3 separate regions of the Homo sapiens genome follow, and all the other regions are linked to region 3. A link is a loop called in an ENCODE intact Hi-C map of the cell type or tissue named here. Cell type or tissue: IMR-90. All regions are shown on one strand. Links, peaks and the distances in the headings refer to the core of each region. The heading gives the core; the rest is flanking DNA.

Region 1 (7,908 bases), core at 1,115-6,114, 850 kb after region 3:
CTCTGGTGGGAATCATTCCCTTGCCTTATAACTGGCATCTGAACTGATGATACCAACTTTGTAAATGTTTTAAATTTTTGTGGTAAAAAACACATAACATAAAATTTACCATCTTAACCATTTCTAAGTGTACAGTTCAGTAGTGTTAAGTATGTTCATATTGTTGTGCAGCCAATCTCCAAAACTTTTTCATCTTGCAAATCTAAAACTATATACCTCTTAAACTACAATTCTCCATTCTCCCCTTCCCCAAGCCCTGGCAACTACCTTTTTATGTTCTGTTTCTGTGAATTTGACCACTCTAGATAACTTTTAAGTGGAATTATACAGTATTTTTCTTTTTGTAACTGGTTTATTTCACTTTGCATAATGTCATCAAGATTCATCCATGTTGTAGCATGTGTCAGAATTTCCTTCCTTTGAAAGCCTGGACAATATTCCATTGTATGGATAGGCCACATGTTGTTCATTCATTCCTTGAGGGATACTTGGTTGCTTCTACATCCAACTCTATATTTTAGTATTCAACATAATCTGAGGGGTGATATTGTTCTATTAATATTTCTATAACTATTTGTCCCATGACCTCAATTGTTAATAACTGTTGATATGAGGCATCTTTGCCCTCCCAAAATCCCTTTACTAATGTTAAGACAGAGTATCAAACTTGAAATAAGGCAGTAGAATAGCCTCAGTTTTCACGGTCTTGTAAGAGCATTTTCTAAAAGACCTACCCAAAGATGACCTGATTCTCTAGGGGAATGTATCTTATTTGACATATTATTTGTTACTAATTAAGGCTCAGACTCTATGAGATGACATGCTAATTTGTAGGATTTTATTCAGTAGTGATGCAAGTGATTTTGGTCTGGTAAAAAAAAAAAAGGATGACTTTAAAGGTTATACTTTTATTGCCAAGTATAGTATTAACTAGTGTTCTGTCTAACCCAGCAATCTTATTCCAACATTCATTCTCAGATGCCCGCATATATTTAGTTTCTCAAATACTCTTTGCACTGGTTTTATCATTCTGCTCGTTACCTCATTAATGAATTACGTAAATATTTGCCACATGCTTATGTTTATATGCAAGCCATAGTTATAACTTTAAAAAATTATGTTTTGAATTTCTTTCCTGCCAGAGCAGCCAGCATAAATAACTGCATTCTTCATTTCAGTGAAGTTTTTGTTGCTAAGCCATAGAGGGGCCAGGTGATGTCAGAACAGTTAAGCATGAGACCTACACTAGGAAAAAGTAGGAAATGGCTTTCTGCTAAATGTAATTATAGAATAAGTTCTTTTTTTTTTTGAAAGAAGACTGACCAACAACACAACAACAAATTTAGCTTATAAATATGTTCCAGCATTTTAATCTAATACAAGGGCAAAGTAAACCTCTGTGTTGATGTTTGGGCCGAAAACTACCAGCCTCCTCAACTCAACTATGCAAACATCAGGCCAGGAGGCTGCAGAGACCTCAAGGTGTGTTTCCCAAAAGGCATAGTAGAGAGGCTAGCTACACTCACATAGATCTGCAGTTGCAACAGAGGATATAAAAAAATAAATAAAAGGCAAAGTTTCCATAAACTCTGCATTTTCATACCCACCTGCAGCCAAACCTTCTTAATGTGGAGATGTGCCTGTTTCTTGCAAAGGGTTTACTATTATGGTTCTGCTCTGTGCTGGAAAAGTGCAAATGACTATGGACAGCATGCCAAAAAACAGTCCCTGCTGATTCTTTTCAACTCAGGGGCATGTGTGTGTGCACATTTGTGTGTGTGTGTGTGCATGCCTGTCTGTGTGGGGGGTGTTACTATACCATACAGACACACAGCCTGCCGTTTTAAGTGTCCCAGAGATCAATTTATTCAACATTTAGTGACGAGAGGTAGCTCATTTAAAGGGTTAGTCCCTAAAGATTAGGAACTGATTCTCAAGAATGGAGGTAATATATCTTGGTTGCCTTCTAATTCCCAGGTATTCCTCAAAGACAGACCAGCATAAATTAATCAATGCCTCTCTGAATTCTGCAAAATTTGTTTTTTCTTTTGTCCCACGTGAGAGTGAATGTTAAGATAAATGGTTATTTCTGGACTAAAATTAAAGGAAGTTGAGAAAAGCAAATGATGTATTTCAGTGAGTTAGTAGAAGGCCAGAGGGAATTCTGTTAAAAGCCTCCCCTACAGCTTAATGATTGTCACATTGCAAACTCTACCTTGATAAAAAGAAAAATTTTAAACTATGACCTCCCTTAATTTTCTCCATCTATGTGTGGGAGCTCTCCTCTGTGAGTTCATCTGTTTGAATTTGACTCTGAATGATTCAATCAGCCAGTGTTGCACCATAATTTGGTAGCCCTTTGGCTAAATGCAAAGGGTTGGTGGTCTCACCCTGGGTATATGCAGACATCTCCCTGGCATTGTTACATTACCCTGTGGAGTCAGGGGATGACAGATGAAGAAAATTTCTCTGCTGAAGTTAGTGAGGCCCCCTCCATTTCTAGGAAATCCTTAATTTTGTTCTTACAATTTAACGAATCTCTGCTTTTCATGCAATCTTTGTATTTAGGGTCATTCCAGTCTTTTAAACAAAATTGGTATACAGCTTTTTATGTGGGGTAGTGTTTTCAATTTTCACACTGATGCTATCATATTTCAGGAATAACCACAAGTGGTTAATTCTGTAATTCTTCTAGACATTTTATTTTAAACTTTAAACCTGAGGAAACCATGGTCAGTATCAATAAATGTTGATTGAGTGTCAACTGGGTATGAGCCCTGTCCCTGGCACTTTAACAAGTCTGCTCTGAGAGGTCTGGGTTTCCAAGATGTTCCATTACCTGGTTTAGGAGTCAGATATTTCCCTCAAAGAGGTATTCCTTGTTTCCTGAGTTTTAAAATTATTCTAAGTTCCCAGTTTTTAAAGCCATTATCTGTAAGACAGGAGTGCCCAGTAGTTTTCATTTACTAGGAGCTTATTGTGAGCTAGAAACTGTAGTTAGTCAAGTGTTTTACATGCATTTTTAAATTTTAATCTCCATACCAATCTACTAAATTGGCGCCCTATTCTTCTGAATCCCGTTTTAGAGGTGAGAGCACTGAGGCTTGCTGAGAACATGCCATCAGCTCCAGTGACACAGCCAGCATGGAATCCAGTTTAAATGTGGGCATGTCTGACTCCACAGCCTCTCTGCTACATCATGTGCAGTCTGCTTTTTGATGGCCTTTTGTTAATTCCTCCTTGGTGCCCTGATATTTCAGAAGTTATATGTCATTTAGTTACACATTTTAAACCTTAGGAAACCAAGTCTGCATCAACATTTACTAAGTATTGACTGGCTCTGCATTTAATGTTTTACACGTCCGTTTTGCATGGTCAGGATGTCCAAATTATTTCATTAGCTCATTATTTTGGTCATATGTATTTCTGAAGGGGACTATAATAATGAAAACTAGCTTAAATTCCCAATTATTCAGGCTATTTCATTTAAAGATGAGAACAGCTGGCAGTTTCAATTCCTCAAGTGTTGAAAAATTGTGGAAAAGAAAAACCCCAAACCAGCGTGTTAACAAATGGCTTAGCGAATGAATCGGAGGGATTGTGTTCTCTCTGGCCGTTTCTGGATATCTTCTGTGTGTCTCCACAATCTGGGTGCGGTGTGATGTGTTGCTCCACGGAGAAACCACAGTTGAAAGAATAAACAGGGATGACAGAATAAACAGAATAAACCCTGAGTGTGGGGGAAGCTTTGCAAGTCAGGCTCCTTTCACTCACATGCCTGGCCTTCTGGGAATGGGCCCAAAGTTTTCTCTTTGGGAACTGGTGTAAACGGCTTATTGCAGCCAGTTTGTTTGGTTTCTCATTGACTGGTACAGGGTCCTGGGCAGGCACTAGCAGAATGAGGCTGCCTTTGGGGGAGCCTCGCAAACTGGGCACTGCTCAGTAAACAAACACATGCACAAATGTGCTGAGGAAAGTGGGGACCCGGCATGGCACACACGCATGAACACACACACAGACTGAGGGAGATGATCTAATGGAGAAGAAAAGAATTTATTGTTGTTGATCATTATGGATTCCACCTCCAATTCAATGACACATTTTTCTGAAAAGATTTCCATTCTTTTGTTTTTGTTTTATTTTTAGTTTTAGTTCTGGGTATGTGTACAGGATGTGCAGGTTTGTTACATAGGTAAACATGTGCCATGGTGATTTCCTGCACCTATCAACCCATCACCTAGGTATTAAGCCCAGCATGCATTAGCTATTTGTCCTAATGCTCCCCCTCCCCAACCACATCTGCCAACAGGCCCCAGTGTATGTTGTTCCCTTCCTTGTGTCCATGTGTTCTCATTGTTCAGCTCCCACTTACAAGTGAGAACATGCAGTGTTTGATTTTCTATTCCTGCATTAGTTTGCTGAGGATAATGGCTTCCAGCTTCATCTGTGTCCCTGCAAAGAACATGATCTGTGTCCTTTTAATGGCTGCATAGGATTCCATGGTGTATATGTACCACATTTTCTTTATCCAGTGTATCACTGATGGGCATTTGAATTGATTCCATGTCTTTGCTATTGTGAAAAGTGCAGCAATGAACGTATGTGTGCATGTATCTTTGTAATAAAATGATTTATATTCCTTTGGGTATATACCCAGTAATGGGATTGCTGGGTCAAATGGTATTTCTGGTTCTAGATCTTTGAAGAATCGCCACACCATCTTCCACAATGGTTAAAGTAATTTACATTCCCACCAATGGTGTAAAAGTGTTCCTAAGATTTCCATTTTATGTTTGTCAAGCACTCTCCTTGGAGGAAGACTAAAGGCACACACTGTCCATAAGAACTGAACAATCAGTGCTGTTAAGTAAGTTGGGTTGAGATTGTGCAAGACCAGGAAATTGAAGAGGCAGTTGATGAAAGTTGTGAAAGGAAAATTGCAGAAAAAATCTTGCATGCCCATGATGGGGGCACTCAGCAGTGGAAACAGCAAAAAGAGGGACCCATTCTACAGCAGAACTGCCTTTTTCAATAGTGCTATTGGGACCTGGGCTCATGTTCTTGCTGAGAAGAGCCACTAATATTACCTGGGAGTGAGTTGAGCCTTAAAGTCCTTGTCTGTGCAGCCCTGTGTTTTGAGCACTTTCCAGATGGTTCAAGAAGTTTGTAGAACTTATTCATAATTTGTGTAGCAAAACAGCTGCATTTTGGAGCCTTGATAGTAGTATCACAGAGTTGGGCTGGAGGAGAGTCAAAGACAGGGACATATGTGTCACCTGGGCTGCTTTGGAGATCTCAGGACTGTGACAGGACAGTGACACCGGCCTGCAACCATAGACCACCAGTGTGCACTTATAACCTGGGCTCAGACAGATATGCTGACTCCCAAGATGGCTGTATCTTGAGTTAATGGCACATAATTCAGCCCCTCACTGAGGCTTTCCTGGAAATCTAACCATGGACTGTATGTGCACTCAGTCCTGGAACTCCCTGTCTGAAAGTGCAAAAATGCCTGTTCTGGTGTTTGTTCATTTGCAGTAGTTGCATGAGCCTCTGTCCTCAGGGTCTCTGTTTCCTTCTTCGTGTCCTGTGTCTCCATACTGCTTCTCTTCAAGTGCCATCTGTGAGACTCAGGGGGATCCTCCGACATTTACGGTCCTTAGCAGTAGGGTTTTCCCTAGTGGTAAATGGGAGAGAATCCTGAATTCTAGTCACCAGGAAGCAGAAGTACGGCTGAGAGACACTGAAACTCAAGGTCAAGTCTTGCAGGCAAGGAAGAGAATAGCAAGTTGAGCCCTGGCTGATTCAGAGTCCTTTATACTATTGAGATGTACACATTTTTTGGATTATATCACCTGAAAAAGCATGAGGTTTCCACTGTGACATTTATTTTCTTGGCCTTGAAACCCAGAATATTGAGAATGTGGCTGTTAACCAAAGCCTCCTGAACTGAAGGAGGTCTTTTCTTGTATAGTGTGTGAAAGCAGAGAGGAGCTGTTCATTGTAGCCTTTGAAGATCACCTCTTAATTTCCCCGTGTTCTTATTCTCTAACGATGTGCTTCACTCTTCTTTGGAGGGGAGCCTCCTCTGTGCTGTTTGAGATCAGTACTTCCTACTGCCTTTATGATGGCCTTAGAGAAGTTCTCCTGCCGGATCTAGATGGATCTCACATTATGAAAGGAGCAACAGAACCCTGTAGGAAGGCCAGGGCTCTATTTATTTACATTTGAGGTGGTGGCTGTGGAGGAGGAAGATTCAAAACACACAAAGTTATGTATGAATTATGATGTGATATGTTCAGCTTTTAGCTCTCTACTGGGCAGCACTTCAAAGTTTGTTTCAATGGATTTTCTTCAGGGGGCCACACCAGCATCCTCCAAATGGGAGTCTGAGGATGCCTCCCATCTTACATCACTCACAGATCACTGCCAGAGCAACAAGAAACAAAAACCCTAACAATTTACAGTTCACCCTCTTTGATGTAAGGTGCAGTGGGGACACGAAGCCCAGGCCTCTGAGTAGGATGTAGTTGGATTGGCACAGAAAGCAAACTCTTCTTTCTTTCCTCAAGAAGAAGGAAAACTACACTAGCAAATTAAAAATATTAGCAAGCTTCTACTCAGATACATTTAGCTTGATTTGGGTCAAGGTGGGGGAAGGGAAGAGTAAGGAATTCAAACAGCCTGTGCCAAGGATTTGCTGAACATGTTCTTTAAAAAAATGCTGACAGGCATTAAATTAAGTAACAACTGCAGATTACACAAGGGTAAACACTGCTGCTAATGTTTGACTAAAAGCTAACTGAGGGCTCTAAGTGATTCCAGTTAATTTATAGATCACGCCAGTAACAGCCCCAGGGGACTGGGGCTGCTGAAGGTGGGAGATTCGTTTTATAGCCAGAAGCCACGTTTTTAATTTTAGAAAAAGAAAACTAAAGCTGTAGGAACTGATTTAGAAACTTCAGAGGGAGAGAGAGAAAAAGAGAGGGAGAGAGGGGAGGGAGGAAAGACAGAAAGAGAGAGAGAGGTGTAGGGGGAATGAATTGAATGTCTTTGCTGGGCTTGGGATAGAAAAGTGGCTAAGAAAAAAACAGAAAGAAACACATCTAACTTTAAATAACTCTTCCAGGAGGAGAGAGCATGCTAGGATCAAGAGTTAACTATTCCTATGGGGTAGGGGTCTTAAATTCAAGACTGTGCCAGGGGCTCCATCGACCCCAAATGAAAGAGTATAAACTGCCTCGTGTTATCAAATAAGATTAATTTAATTTTGCAACATTTAGCTTCAAGTTAAAATTTAAATATATGGTTGTACAGTAAATGATTTTAAAATTATAGTCCCTCCAACATAACCTCTCTTGACACAATTTTAAATGCTTTTTAAATGGGATGTGTAGTTTGTTTAGTACATAGCAGTTGATGTCCTTAGATTGGGTTTTCATCATGTATTTTAATTTACTAAGGCTGGGATGACCATAATTGCCTAACAATTCAATGCAACGGAATGGGCTACTTCAGCACTTTTTACTGCATTTTTCCATATAATATCTAAAAGTCACCCTGCGACACACACAGGCTATGTTTATGAAAGCAAGGCTTTAACCCTTGCATTTTTCTAGGTTTGAATAATTTTCTTAATAAGGCAAAAAATGTTTGCAAATTTGCACCATGATGTCAGCACGTCATTGTGAAGGAGGTAGGACTGGCCTGCACTTCAGGGATGAAGTCCTGTCCATTTGGTGTTTGCAAACCTTGAGGATCCTCGTGGAAGCCCAGTAACTCCAAAGACCCTTGTTTCTTCCCAAGTTTCTGTCTCCTTTCAGGCAAGGGCAAACATATCTGCTTTGCTAGGCCAGTCTTTAGTTTAATCTTAGAGTCTCAAAAACAAACAGTGGTAAGGTCTGGATA
Region 2 (7,908 bases), core at 1,115-6,114, 180 kb after region 3:
TGGAAAGTAACGCTGTGGGCAAGAACTATATTCCGCCGTAGTTCCCAGGAGAAATGCAAGACATGCTCCTGGAGGAAAGCTGCGCTGATGGCTCTGGGACATGTCGTGACAATGACACACAGTGGCTCTCTGTGGTCCAGTTAAGCTTGCCAATATTACACACTTGCAATTGAGGGCATGGTGGAAAGCACACTGAGCTTGGAATCCAGAGGAATCAGCCCCTGGGGTTAAGTCTTTTCCCACCAGTCATTTCACCTCTGTGAGCCTGTTTCTACATTTCTTTGTTTTTATTTTATTTTATTACTTATTTATTTTGTTTCTGATTTTTTTTTTTTTTTTTGAGACAGAGTCTCACTCTGTTGCCCAGGCTGGAGTGCAGTGGCATGATCTCCGCTCATTGCAACCTCTGCCTCCTGGCTTCAAGCAATTCTCTGCCTCAGCCTCCTGTGTAGCTGGGATTACAGGCACCTGCCACCCTGCCCGGCTAATTTTTTCGTATTTTTAGTAGAGATGGGGTTTCACCATCTTGGCCAGGCTGGACTTAAACTCCTGACCTTGTGATACACCCACCTCTGCCTCCCAAAGTGCTGGGATTACAGGCGTGAGCCACCGCACCCAGCCGTTTCTGCATGTCTTAACAGGGATTATGATATCTGCCTGAACTACTTACAGGGTACACTGTTAGAGCCAAATGAGCCAATGCAAATCCAAATTTATTGATAATTCTAAAATTGTTTCAATGTAAGTGCAGCAGTATTCCAAATAATCTAATAATTATTCTAATATTCTATTATCAAAACTGCTTTTTTTGCTGGTAGCTGCCCACCTGCTATCATGTGATGGCAGTAGAAAGACGACCAATCTCTTTAAACACACTTTCCTTCCTGGTTATGGCCTTCAATTCACTGTATGAGGTCAATCCTTTGACTGAAACTTTTGCCTATAAAATTGCAGTACACCTGGAATGGTAACACTACAAAAAATACCTACCTTTTATTTACTGTGTACTACGTGCTGGTGTTTCATATCCACTATTTCATATGCCTTGAAGGAGTCTTGTGCACTAGATATTGCTATGCTCACTTTATAGATGAGGACATTGGGCTCAGAGACCAGGGGACTTACCCAAATTCATAGAGCTCGTGGAGGGCAGAGCCAGCACCTGACTGTTTGTGCCTGCCTGTGATGCTGTAGTCTCCCTGCTCTTGCAAGCAGCTTTGGATGGGCAGGGTTAGGGCACCGGTCATCAAGCCTGGGAAAAGGGAGCTTAGCTGGACAAGGGAAGGATGCCAAAGGCTGGGGCTTAAGGATCAGATTCAGTTGACCCTACCCAAGGCACAGGAATTGTTCTATGGACTTTCTGCTCTGCTCTTATGACTTTTATTCACAAGCAGCTTTCTAATGTCTCAACCTTCCATGGCACCCAATACTATTTGCTTAGATATTTGGTGGTGAAATCTTTCAACAGAAATGATGGAAGAACTAAGGGCCCAGGGAGGGCTCCAGAGGAAGGTGGACTCCTTGCGTCCTCTAACCTATAGAACAAATGCACAGAGGGGCTGGGCGCAGTGGCTCACGCCTGTAATCCCAGCACTTTGGGAGGCTGAGGCAGGCAGATCACCTGAGGTCAGGAGTTCAAGACCAGCCTGGCTAACATGGTGAAACCCTATGTCTACTGAAAATACAAAAATTAGCCGGGTGTGGTGGCAGGCACCTATAATCCCAGCTACTTGGGAGGCTGAGGCAGGAGAATTGCTTGAACCTGGAAGGCAGAGCTTGCAGTGAGCCAGGATCATGCCACTGTAGTCCAGCCTGAGTAACAGAGTGAGACTCGGTCTCAAAAAAGCAAAACAAAACAAAAGAACAAATGCACAGAGGGGAGGGGAAGGAGGCTGCCACAGCCCTGGGGTCTCTTTTCCAGGGGTATTTTTTTTTTTTTTTTTTTTTGGAGACGGGGTCTCGCTCTGTCTCCCAGGCTGGAGTGCAGTGGCGCAATTTCGGCTCACTGCAAGCTCCGCCTCCTGGGTTCACGCGATTCTCCTGCCTCAGCCTCCCGAGTAGCTGAGACTACAGGCGCCGGCCACCACACCCGGCTAATTTTGTTTTTGTATTTTTAGTAGAAACGGGGTTTCACCGTGTTAGCCAGGACGGTCTCGATCTTCTGATCTCATGATCCATCCGCCTCAGCCTCCCAAAGTGCTGGGATTACAGGCGTGAGCCACCGCGCCCGGCCCAGGGGTCTTAATACAGTTCATTTTGCACACGAACAGCATTATGCCTTGTGAACTTTGGTGCAGGCGGGAGAGCGATTAGAGGAGTTTCAAGACTGGTAGTCGATGATACCAGCATGTGACATGAGAGATCGGCCGAGCCAGGAAGGAGCCCATGTTCCTTATCTCATATACACAGAAACCAAGGGCCTTGTCCCCAGGCCCAGGATTGTTTAGCACAACAGAATCCCAGCCTCCCCATGTGTTACTCAATCGCTTTAATCCTCTTAAAAAGAATTGCCGGCCGGGCGCGGTGGCTCACGCCTGTAATCCCAGCACTTTGGGAGGCCGAGGCGGGTGGATCACGAGGTGAGGAGATCGAGAGCATCCTGGCTAATGGTGAAACCCCTTCTCTACTAAAAATACAAAAAATTAGCTGGGTGTGGTGGCGGGCGCCTATAGAGCAAGACTCTGTCGAAAAAAAAAAAAAAAAAAAAAAAAAGGGTTTTCTGATCGTGCTCTTGGTACCAGTTCTCCTGAGAGTGAGCTTCACTGTGCTGGATCACAAATGTCCGGTGGAAAGACATCTAGCTGGGGCCATCTCTCCACAGCCACAGCACAGAGCCTTGCATGAGAGGGAGGGAGGGAGGGATGGATGGGTGATTGCCGGAAGAAGATGCAGAATATCCCCTGGACTGCCTCCAAATACAAGTTCAGTGATATAGAACTTCAAATTGGTTAGTTTTTCTGGCATGAAAGGCTATGTCTTGGGGGAACACCTCTCCCACTGCCCCGCAGTGTAGATACCAGCAGCCGAGTACATGTAGTTACCACTGTTTTTGTTTTTTTTTATGGGTCCTGGCTCCTTCAATGGAGAGGCAGTAAGCAATTAAAACCCGCTTCTAAACCATCCTAAGTACTCCTTTGGAGTGGCTGCAAAAATCGATCATCCTCACGGATACAAAGGGGGAGAAAAGAAAAACAAAAGGAATTACTTTAACATCTTCATTTTCAGACTAGGTTAGGGCAGTAAAAAAGATGACCAGTGGAGGCAAACACTGGTTTAGGGCTGTGGCAGCGGCAGTGGGGTTCCGGAGAGAGAAGGGAGGGTAACAGAGGCTCTTCTGATCCTCCTTGCTTCTGGGGTCTCTTGCTGGGCCTCTGAGTAGGTCTGCAAGTAGGGCTGGGCATCGGGGCTCATTTTGACCACAAGTGTTTGCTGGTTTTGGAGTCAGGCAGACATGTGTCACTGCCTGGATTTAATTCCCATAGCTGTGTGACCCTCGGCCGTTTGCTTAATGTCTCTGAGCCTTAATTTACTCACCTGGGAGGAACAATAGGACTGTTCAGAGTAAGTGAAGTAGCACACTGGGCGTCAGGGCACGTTCGGGGCCGCGCCGGCACGCAGAGAACCTCGCCCGCTCGGCATTACTGTCTGGAAACGGCTTGCGGGGACGGTGGAGGATAACAGGGGGCGAGCACCGCCCGCAGCCGGAGTAGCCCTCGCGTTTTTTCCTTGACAGCGCGGCCGAGCGCCGCTGCGGGTTGTGGAGACTGTCCGCCCTCTAGTGGTCGGCTTCAAAAGTTGCTTCAAAGACAAGGCTGAATGAAAAGCGTTGGGGCGCCCTAAGCCGATGCACTGCATGGAAAGGGGGCTACCTTTCCCTTTCCCTTTACTAGAGCGGACAAAGGCTGTTCCATCTTTTTTGGGAGCCATAGAGGGGATCCGGTTGCACTAGCCTGCATCCTCAGGCTGCTGAACTGACCACGGTGGGCTAAACTGGAAAAGTTTCTTTGGGCAGGAAAGACTCAGATTTAACAAACATTTACTGAGCACCTACTACGTTCCTATCTCTGTGCAGGATGCTTTCACTTACTTTACCCATTTAAACCTCTCAGTAAGACCGGGCACGGTGGCTCACGCCTGTAATCCCAGCACTTTGGGAGGCTGAGGAGGGAGGACCGCTTGAGTTCAGGAGTTCAAGACCAACTAGGCAACAGTGAGACCCCTCTCTACAAAAATTAAAAAGTTAGCTGGGCATGGTGGCACACGCCTGTGGCCCCATGTGGCCCCAGCTACTAGGGATGCTGAAGTGGGAGGATTGCTTGAGCCCAGGAGATTTGAGGCTGCAGTGAGCCACGATTGTGCCATTGCACTCCAACCTGGGCAACAGAGCGAGACTGTTTCAAAAAAACAAAAACAAAAACAAAAAACCTCTCGGTAACCTGTGAGTGAGAGTTTAAATATTGTTTTTCTGATAAGATGGTGAAGCACTCTCAGGAAAGTTATTGCACACAGTGGAATCATGGCTACGTGGCTACCTCAGGATTTGTATTAGTACACTTAGGGCTGCTGTAATGACCTAAACATGGGTGGCTTATGGCCCATCCTAATAACCTCACTTTAATTGGATTACCTCTGTAAAGATTCTGCTCTAAATAAGGTCACATTCTGAGGTGTAGGGGTTAGAACCTCTACATATAAAATTTCAGGAAAGTAATTCAACTCATAACAGGATTTTTTTTAATTTCTTTTTTTTAGAGATGAGGTCTCGCTATGTTGCCCAGGCTGATCTTGAACTCCTGAGCTCAAGTGATCCTCCCACCTCGGCCCTCAAACATGCTAGGATTACAGGCATTAGCCACTGCACCTGGCCCTATAACAGGATTTAACCCATAACTCCTGATCCCAAGCCTGATGGTTACCTGTATATTCAAGCAGTGCTTCTTAAACGTGGATGTATATTGGATTTCCTGGAGAATTTTAAAAAATATATTGATGGGCCAGGCGTGGTGGCTCATGCCTGTAATCCCAGCACTTTGGGAGGCCGAGGCGGGTGGATCACCTGAGGTTAGGAGTTCGAGACCAGCCTGGCCAACATAGTGAAACCCCTTCTCTACTAAAAATACAAAAATTAGCCAGGTGTGGTGCCACACGCCTGTAATCCCACCTACTCAGGAGGCTGAGGCATGAGAATTGCTTGAGCTCAGGAGGTGGAGGTTGCAATGATCTGAGATGGTGCCACTGAACTGCAGCCTGGGCGATACAGTGAGACTCCGTCTCAAAAAAAAAAAAAAAAGTGTGTATGTATATATGGTTTTGAGTTCACCTCAAGAGATTACGATTTAATTGGCACATAGTTGACATAGTTGTGCCAATTAAATGTGTATAGACACTGGATTAAAAAAAAAAAACTCCTCAGGTGGTTCTAAGGAGAGGTCAAGATTAGAACCATTGACTTAGAGCACCTTCCCATCACCATTTGATAGGCTCCACCTCAGAGGAAGGATAAGCCCTCTCCTTGCTTCGCTGCCAGGGAAAGGAGGCCCAATTTGTCTTTAGTTCTGCAATCTTGGCTCCATTTCGGTTTCTATTTTTCTTATTCTTTTTTTTTTTTTTTTGAGATGGAGTCTCGCTCTTTTGCCCAGGCCGGAGTGCAGTGGCATGATCTTGGCTCACTGCAACCTCTGCCTCCTGGGTTAAAGTGAGTCTTCTGCCTCAGCCTCCTGAGCAGCTGGGATTACAGGCGCCTGCCACCACACCTGGCTAATTTTTGTATTTTTAGTAGACATGGGTTTCACTATATTGACCAGGCTGGTCTCAAACTCCTGACCTCGTGATCCGCCTGCCTCAGCCCCACAAAGTGCTGGGATTACAGGCGTGAGCCACCACAACAGGCCTATTTTTCTTATTCTTCAAGCACATCTGCTCTTCACACATGTCAGACTCACAGCCTAGTACATGACACACATTAGGCCCTTAACAAATATCTGAAGAAGAAAAGGAGGGAGAAGAATCACAAGGGAAGAAGTGCAAAGGGATGGGATTGGAATAGGGGAACTCTTGAAAAAGTGATGTTTCTGGAAAAGGAGGATTTCATGGTACCCACTGGGGGAGAATATTAGTGCAAATAGTGCCCAATGATGGATAATCATCCAGGGATTTGCCTTCCAGTGATACCACATAAGGGCATCAAATCACATTCACAACCTTAAATTTAATAGTTGTGCATGAGGTGAGGACGAATTACCTTGGGGTATCAGTTCCCCTTCCCACCAAACCCCCAGAGCTGGCACATGACAGTCCAACAAGGTCTCCTCCGAATGCTGAGTGCCCTGGAAGGCAGAGTGAAGCTCTGACCCCATTGTGTTGTGAGGTGGAGAGTAAATGACAGTGGTTTCCTTGTGCCCTGGCTTGTTTCTCCCCCTTGGGCTTCATCCATTCTCACCCTCAGAGCTAACTGGGGCTGACTGGGAATGAGCTAATTAGGACTGGCCTTTCCCTATATGTGTTCCCCAGAAAAGGAGCATATACCTTCAGGAAAACATGAATTCACAGGTCAAAGTAGCAGATTTCAGAATCACAACTATGTGAAATGAAACATAGCATTTTAGATTACAGAATCCAACTATATATATAAAAACAGTTGCATAGATAATGTGATATTGGCCTAATAAATATACAAAAAGAGATAAAAGAAGATAATGACAATGTAGATAAGAACAAGAAAACATAAAAAAGCAATATTAGATAAGTAAAATATCATAGTTGAAGTGAACACATCACATGGATAAACAACAAAATGGATAGAGCTGCAAAACTAATTGTCAACTTGGAAGACCAGGCGGAGGAAATCTTTCAGAAGAGATAAGAAAATAACAAAGACGTATAAAATATAAAGAAAAAACTAGGTTATGTGGAAGACAGAAGTACTAACATCTAGGTAATAAGAATTCTAGAAAGAAGAAAAATGAACAGAAAGAAATGTTTGAAGAAAAATGAGATAATCTTCCATAACTGTAAAAAGATGAAAGAAAGATAAAAAAGGTTATAGAAAAAAGATAAGAAAAAATCCACACCAGAACATTTTATAGTAAAATTAAGAATTTCAAGGCTGGACATGGTGGCTCACACCTTTAATCCCAGCACTTTGGGAGGCTGAGGCAGGAGGATCACTTGAGCCCAGGAGTTCAAGACCAGCATAGGCAACAAAGTGAGATCCCATCTCTACAAAAAGTTTTAAAAATTAGGCATGGTGATGCATGCCTGTAGTCTCAGCTACTCAAAAGGCTGAGGTGGGAGGATCATTTGAGCCCAGGAGGGTGGGGCTGCAGTAAACTGTGATTTCACCACTGCATTCCAGCCTGGGTGACAGAACAAGACATCATCTCAAACAAACAAACAAAAAAACCCAACAACAACAAAAAAAAGAATTCAAGGAAAATTCTAAAAGATTATAAAGAGAAAGAGAACATCACAAAAAGAGGACTGAAGTCAGATTGACATCAGATTTTTTTTTTTTTTTGAGACAGAGTCTCACTCTGTCACCCAGGCTGGAGTTCAGTGGCACAATCTCTGCTCACTGCAACCTCCACTTGCCAGGTTCAAGCAATTCTCCTGTCTCAGCCTCCTGAGCAGCTGGGACTACAGGCACCTGCCACCATGCCTGGCTAATTTTTTTTTGTATTTTTAGTAGAGACAGGGTTTCACCATATTGGTCAGGCTGGTCTTGAACTGCTGGCCTCAGGTGATCTGCCCACCTTGGCCTCCCAAAGTGCTGGGATTACAGGCGTGAGCCACCAGGCCCGGCCTGACATCAGATTTTTTAACAGCAACAACTGATGTAAGAAAACAGTGGAATGAGCTGGGCATAGTGGCTCACACCTGTAATCCCAGCTACTCCAGAGGGTGAGATGG
Region 3 (6,585 bases), core at 86-5,085:
AGGTCAGAACACAGGTCATCATCAGAAGGTCCTGCCCTAGACACACGGTATCAGAATCTGCATTTGAGTAAGATTCCCAGGTGATCTGGGGCACTTTGGAGTCTGGGAAGTACTACTTGCTTTACATTATCTACTGGATTTTTACTTTCATGAAAATAAAGGACACCTTCAATAAATGAGTTTTTACTGCGTTTTGGTTTTTAGAAATACGGTCTTACTGTGTTGCCCTGGCTAAATTCAAACTCCTGGGCTCAAATAATCCTCCTGCCTCAGCCTCCCAAGTAGCTGGGGCTCCAGGCTCGTGCCACTGCACCCAGCTAGTTTTCACTTCTTTAAGGTGCATAATGTAAACGTGAAGATGATAGAGAAAGCCTGTGTTAGACATTTGCATTTCATGGGATTGAGCCAAATCTGGGCTGTTTGCTTTCTCTCATGCCAGGCAGGGCAGCCAGGGGAGGAGGTGTCAGCATGGCATCTGGCAAAGGGGAGAAGAGGACACTCAGCAGGGAGGAGCCATGACTCAGGCTGGGGTCCGTCAGCCTCTGGGCTTCACCAGCAATCCCCAGGCAGAGTTTAATGCAGCCAATCAAAAGTGCATAGCTGCATTCAGCTGAGCCCTGGATCTGAAGTGGCTCTACTCTGGTCAAGGGGGCTCAAACTCCTTGGCTAGGACTTGAGGCATCAAAGATGACACCTTTTCCTTTGGGAAGTACTAATGAGCCTACTCAATTCTCTAGATGTTTCCTAACACTAGTGGTAAACAGGAGTCCCCCACACAGATCCTAGCTGGAGATGATTTTAGAGTCACAAAGAAATGAGATATATGGGCCAGGCGCGGTGGCTCATGCCTATAACCCCAGCACTTTGGGAGGCCGAGGTGGGCAGATCACGAGGTCAGGAGATCGAGACCATCCTGGCTAACATGGTGAAACCCCGTCTCTACTAAAAATACAAAAAAATTAGCTAGGCGTGGTGGCGGGCGCCTGTAGTCCCAGCTACTCGGGAGGCTGAGGCAGGAGAATGGCGTGAACCTGGGAGGCGGAGCTTGCAGTGAGCCGAGATGGTGCCACTGTGCTCCAGCCTGGGGGACAGAGCGAGACTCGCCTGAAAAAAAAAAGAAAAAAAAGAAATGAGATAAATGATGCAAAGTTTCAGAAGCAAAACCTGAAAGCAGTTATCCTGAGAAAGGCAGTTTTATAAAGTGGTAAAAAAAAATACCTGTTGGTATTGACACAGTACATGGTAGAATATCAATGCTAATTGAATATTGACTGACAATGAGCATGAAGACTTTTGGAAAGGATCTACAAGACCACAAATATATATGTACAATAAAAAGAAAGTTGATATTAAAAGTATGGGAAAACCACCCAGTTTAAACCCCACAAGCTCTTCCATCTGCACTCACTACCAACATTTTTTTTTTTTTTTTGAGAGGGAGTCTTGCTCTGTCACCCAGACTGGAGTGCAGTGGCGTGATCTCGGCTCACTGCAAGCTCCACCTCCTGGGTTCACGCCATTCTCTTGCCTCAGCCTCCCAAGTACCTGGGACTACAGGGGCCCGCCACCACGCCCAGCCAATTTTTTATATTTTTAGCACAGACAGGATTTCACCGTGTTAGCCAGGATAGTCTCCATCTCCTGACCTGGTGATCTACCTGCCTCAGCCTCCCAAAGTGCTGGGATTACAGGCGTGAGCCACCATGCCCGGCCATTCACTACCAACATTTTTTATTTTATGTATTGTTTTTTAGAGATGGACTCTTGCTCTGTCGCCCGGGCTGGAGTGCAGTGGTGCAACTGTGACTCAATGCAGCCTTGAACTCCTGGGCTCAAAAGATTCTCCCGCCTCAGCCTCCTGAGTAGCTGGGACTACAGGTGTGCACCACCACACCTGGCTCATTTAAAAAACTTTTTTTAAAGATAGGGTCTTGCTATGTTGCCCAGGCTCAAATATTGTTTAATATAATAGCTTTATTAAGATGTAATTCACATGCCACACAATCTACCTATTTAAATAATTGGTTTTAGTAGAATCACAGGTTTGAATCACCACAATCTAATTTTAGAACATTTCATTACCCCAAAAAGAAATCCGTGCCCATTAGCAGTCACTCCTCATTTCCCCCCAACACCCCCACCCCTACCCTCATTCCCACGCAACCAGTAATCTACAGTATCTCTACAGACTCACCTATTCTGGACATTTCATATAAATGAAGTCATACAGTATATAATAGAGGCGTTTGACAGTCACACTTGCAATAAACCTCCTCCAACATTTCAAACGCAAACGTTTTTAATTACTTACATAAAGAAGCAATCAAGCCATCGGAATTTGCAACGTTTCCTACTAAAGACAAGTAGACAAAAGGGCCTTCCTAGAGAGGAGAAAATGAAGACATGCTCTAATACAGCATCACAACCACAGGATGGCACTGTAGACACATGGCATTGCCTGGCTCCATCCCCCACCCTTCTCCATGGCTCACATCCTGGCCACAGCCTGGAAACATCCATACAACCTTGTGGGATACAATCTTGGGACCTGGTTACCTGGACCTTGGAAATGGGTATGTCTCACCCTAATGTACAATTAATGTTGTTTTTCAATGATTGGCACTGTAAAAGCAGAGATGTGTTCTTATGTGGAAAAAGTGAAATTTTTGCATAAGAGTTTAACTACTGTATTAAATAGAGTAAGCTCTAGATTATTCCAGGGATCTTAAGTCTTTGCGGAGAACCCCACAGAAGTTCACTTTTTTTTAACTCAAAAAAATCTAAGATCTTAAAGAGAAAGGCAATCAAGTTTATACCAGCATTGAGCAATCCTCCCCCCTTCTCCTATATAAGGGCAAGTTTAGGAAGATTTAAAACAGTTACAGGCTACATTTAACATTCAGGTAATAAAATATCTGCAATTACAGTTAGTATTTTCCCATCACTGAAGTGCTTCTTTGCCTAAGATTTCTAAAACTAAACAGCTAGAAGCCACTGGGATATGTAATTGTCATGTTGCTCCTTTGAACAAATTTTGCTGCTGGTCAATAAAACTTTTTTCTCATTCCTTTTAAACAATCATTTGTATGACATTAAAACTGGGTCCTGCCACCCCAGAGGTCACCACTCTCAATCACATCTCTTTGCAGTTCCCGCGGTGATTTCATAATATACTTACACTGCTATTTCCTTCGACTACTAGCAGGAAAAGCTATTGTTTGATTGATACTCCTTCCTCTCCCGTTTCCAGTCCTTCGAGTTTCTGATATATTATTCTATTACTTACACAAATTTGTAACTTAAGTAAAAAAACTGAAAACCTCAGCTCACTCACTCATCAATTTTGTGCAGTCTCTGGGCTTCTAAACCACGAAAGAGTATGACAGCCTCTACCAGGCTCCCCGCACCCTGTTCCCAACTCTCAATTTCTGTCCAGTTTGCTTGTGCATTGTTGAGACTGATTACATGTCCTTTCTTGTTCTCTAAACATATTTGTTTTCCCTGTTTTATCTGTAACTGGATTCTAAAAGCTGAAAAAGCCAATTAACAGCATTTACAATGTTGTGATTATGGAAACAGCGTTCACTGTAATGGGCCACAATTTCTTTCCTTAGGGATCCCGTATCCTGACTCCTGTGTCATTTAAGGATAATGCTGCAAATGAAGTATCCTTTGTTTTCTTTTTCTGAGATAGTCTCACTCTGAAGCTGAAGATAGGCTGGAGTGTGGTGGTGCAACCTCAGCTCACTGCAACCTACGCCTCCCGGGTTCAAGCGATTCCAGTGCCTCAGACTCTCAAGTAGCTGGGACCACAGGCGTGTGACACCACATTCAGCTAATTTTTGTTATTTTTAGTAGAGATGGGATTTCACCATGTGGGCCAGGCTGGTCTTAAACTCCTGGCCTCAAGTGATTTCCCCACCTCGGCCTCCCAAAGTGCTGGGATTACAGGTGTGAGTCACCGTGCCAGGCTCCAAAAATCATATCCCTTAAAGGACATTAAAAAAATCATATGAGAAAAATAGCTGTGTTTTTAACAAATAAGTACTCCCCAGTCCACTTACTTTGCAACACTTTATTTTTACCAGCCAATTTTTTATTTTTAGCAGAGCCATAGGGTGAAATCCATACCACTTCCTTGCTCTGGCCTGAGAACTTTCTACACAAAGCACATCCACTGGGCTGGCCAGTGGGGCAATGGGGCTGGACTGGATTTGACCCTCTCTAGGCCTCAGGCCATCTATCTGTAAGATGAAGGACTTCCTTCCTATAGATTGTAAATCTCATCCTAAAACGAAATGCAACCTCCACTGGCGACCTCTTTCACTGGACCCATTAGTAAGATGTGGAGTCTGACACCAGGTTGCAGACCTTTCCACAGAAGCAACTCTGGGTAAGAGCAAGATGGGGAACTGGAAATCAGTAACATGCAGGAACCTATGAGTCTATAACAAATCCGTTTCCTTTTACATCTACTTGTTGAAGCTCTACTCATTTTTCAAATCCCAGCCCTAACCCCCTTCTTCAAGAAACCTTCTTTGACCTCCTAGTGAGAATTAATATCTCACTCTCCTAAATCTCCCATGTGGCTAAGTTTGTTTCTGTAACCAGCAGCTATCTGCTCGCTATGGACCCCCAGCTCCCATTGGATCACACATCATTGGGATCTGGAATACTGTCATCTCTACCTTAGAATCCCCAAGAAACATGACATTTGTGTTCCGTGTTTGCTAACCTTGAATTAAGTTCATACAACAAATTACTTATAAAGAAGGATGCCCTGAAGAGGCTTTTAGACTGCCCTATCTCTTACTGTATTAATGTCCTAAATGTAAAGATAGTATAATACATATCAAGTGTAACGAATATTCATGCCTTCAAATGCTGATCAGGTGTCACCTCCTCCAGGAAGCAAGATTTTACTATTCTCCTGCTGGGAGGTCAGTGCCCTCCTACACAGAAACTTGCTCACTTGTCTCTTCCCAAAACTGCCAGTTCTCTGAGGGCCAATTCTTTCTCTTTTATCTCTGTATTGCAAATGGCTAACACATAGAACATGCTAATAAGCGTTTCCTAAAAGAGTAAGAAATAAAAGGGATAATAGAAAACAAGACAGTTAAAAATAATAATAACAATAATAATAATCTGGTTAGAAGATGGGCAAAAGAAATGAATAGACATCTCACCGGAAAGTACATAAAGATGGCAAATAAGCACATGGAAAGATGTTCAACCTCATTAGCCACCAAGGAAACACACCTTCAAGCCACAGTGAGGTATGACTGTATAAACTATCAGAATGGCTAAAATAAGGTTGGGTGTGGTGGTTCACGCCTGTAATCCCAGCACTTTGGGAGGCCTGGGCGGGCGAATCACGAGGTCAGGAGTTTGAGACCAGCCTGGCCAACATGGTGAAACCCCACCTCTACTAATAATACAAAACAATTAGCCGGGTGTGGTGGTGTGTGCCTGGAGTCCCGGCTACTTAGGAGGCTGAGGCAGGAGAATCGCTTGAACCGGGAGGCAGAGATTGCAGTGAGCCGTGATTGTGCCACTGCACTCCAACCTTGGCGACAGAGTGAAACTGTGTCTCAAAAAGAAAGAAAAGGAAAGGAAAGGAAAAGAAAGGCTAAAATAAAAAATAGTGGCAACATAAAAAAATACTGGCAACATCGAATACTGGTGAGGATGTGGAAAAACTGAAACAAACACAGATTTCTGAAGGGATAGAAGCGATACAGCCACTAAAAAAAACCAGAGTTTGGCAGTTTCTTCTAAAACTAAATATGCAATGACCATACGACCCAGCAATTCCACAGTTGGGTATTTCTCCCAGAAAAATAAAAACTTATCATCTTTATACAAAAACAACTACACGAATGTTCATAGCAGCTTTATTTGTGGTAACTAAAAACTGATGTCCTTCAAAAAGCCAATCCCAAAAGCTTACATAATGGTTACATTTATTTTTATTTCTGTATTTATTTTTTGAGACACAGTTTCACTCTGTTGCCCAGGCAGGAGTGCAGTGGCTCGATCTTGGCTCACTGCAACCTCCACCTCCCATGTTAAGGGATTCTCTTGCCTTAGCCTCCCAAGTAGCTGGGATTACAGGAATGCACCACCACGCCCACCTAATTTTTGTATTTTTAGTAGAGATGGGGTTTCACCATGTTGGCCAGGCTGGTCTCGAACTCCTGACCTCAAGCGATCCACTCGCCTCAGCCTCCCCAAGTGCTGGGATTACAGGCTTGAGCCACCATGGCCAACCCTGTGGTTACATTTATATAACATTTTTCTGAAATGATAGATTTTAGAAATGGAGGACATTGTTAGTGGTTGCCAGGGGTTAAGGGATGGAGGTGTGGGGTGGGGGGATGTGTAGTTATAAAAGGAAAACACTAGGGATCCTTGTTAGTGCTGGAACTATTCAATACCTGGGCTGTTGTGGTTGATATATGAATCTACCCAGTTGATACAATTATATGGAACTTAATACACACACACACACACACACACACACACACCACACAAAGAAACTGACAGTCTGAAAAAGATCAGTGGACTGTATCAATGTCCATATGA

Evidence for each region. Hi-C counts contacts between places; a loop is a spot of excess contacts. Peaks named below come from ENCODE experiments on the same cell type or tissue, not always from the same donor. Only the 100,000 strongest peaks of a DNase experiment are listed, where the experiment ranks them.
Region 1: a loop joins it to region 3, with 5 times the contacts of the local background. A loop is called at or near these places in 3 of 110 quality-filtered maps.
Region 2: a loop joins it to region 3, with 8 times the contacts of the local background. A loop is called at or near these places in 102 of 110 quality-filtered maps.

What each region holds. Positions count from the first base shown.
Region 1 is chr13:50,515,198-50,523,105 of GRCh38, forward strand. The region is part of intron 5 of DLEU1 (deleted in lymphocytic leukemia 1); the gene reads left to right. DLEU1-AS1 (DLEU1 antisense RNA 1) reads right to left here. Exons shown (of 3, transcript NR_125753.1): 3 at 5,736-6,239. Among named protein-coding and RNA genes, the nearest start is that of DLEU1-AS1, 8.3 kb to the right of the region's middle. In IMR-90, for the core only: no CTCF peak of the experiment used is centred there; a DNase peak (open chromatin) is centred at 3,744; H3K27ac peaks cover 299 bases.
Region 2 is chr13:49,844,381-49,852,288 of GRCh38, forward strand. No RefSeq gene overlaps it. Among named protein-coding and RNA genes, the nearest start is that of KPNA3, 56 kb to the left of the region's middle. In IMR-90, for the core only: a CTCF peak has its summit at 3,769 (motif pointing left); a DNase peak (open chromatin) is centred at 3,761; H3K4me3 peaks cover 612 bases; H3K27ac peaks cover 312 bases.
Region 3 is chr13:49,667,466-49,674,050 of GRCh38, forward strand. EBPL (EBP like) reads right to left here. Exons shown (of 4, transcript NM_032565.5): 2 at 2,312-2,381. Among named protein-coding and RNA genes, the nearest start is that of EBPL, 21 kb to the right of the region's middle. In IMR-90, for the core only: a CTCF peak has its summit at 2,450 (motif pointing right); a DNase peak (open chromatin) is centred at 2,456.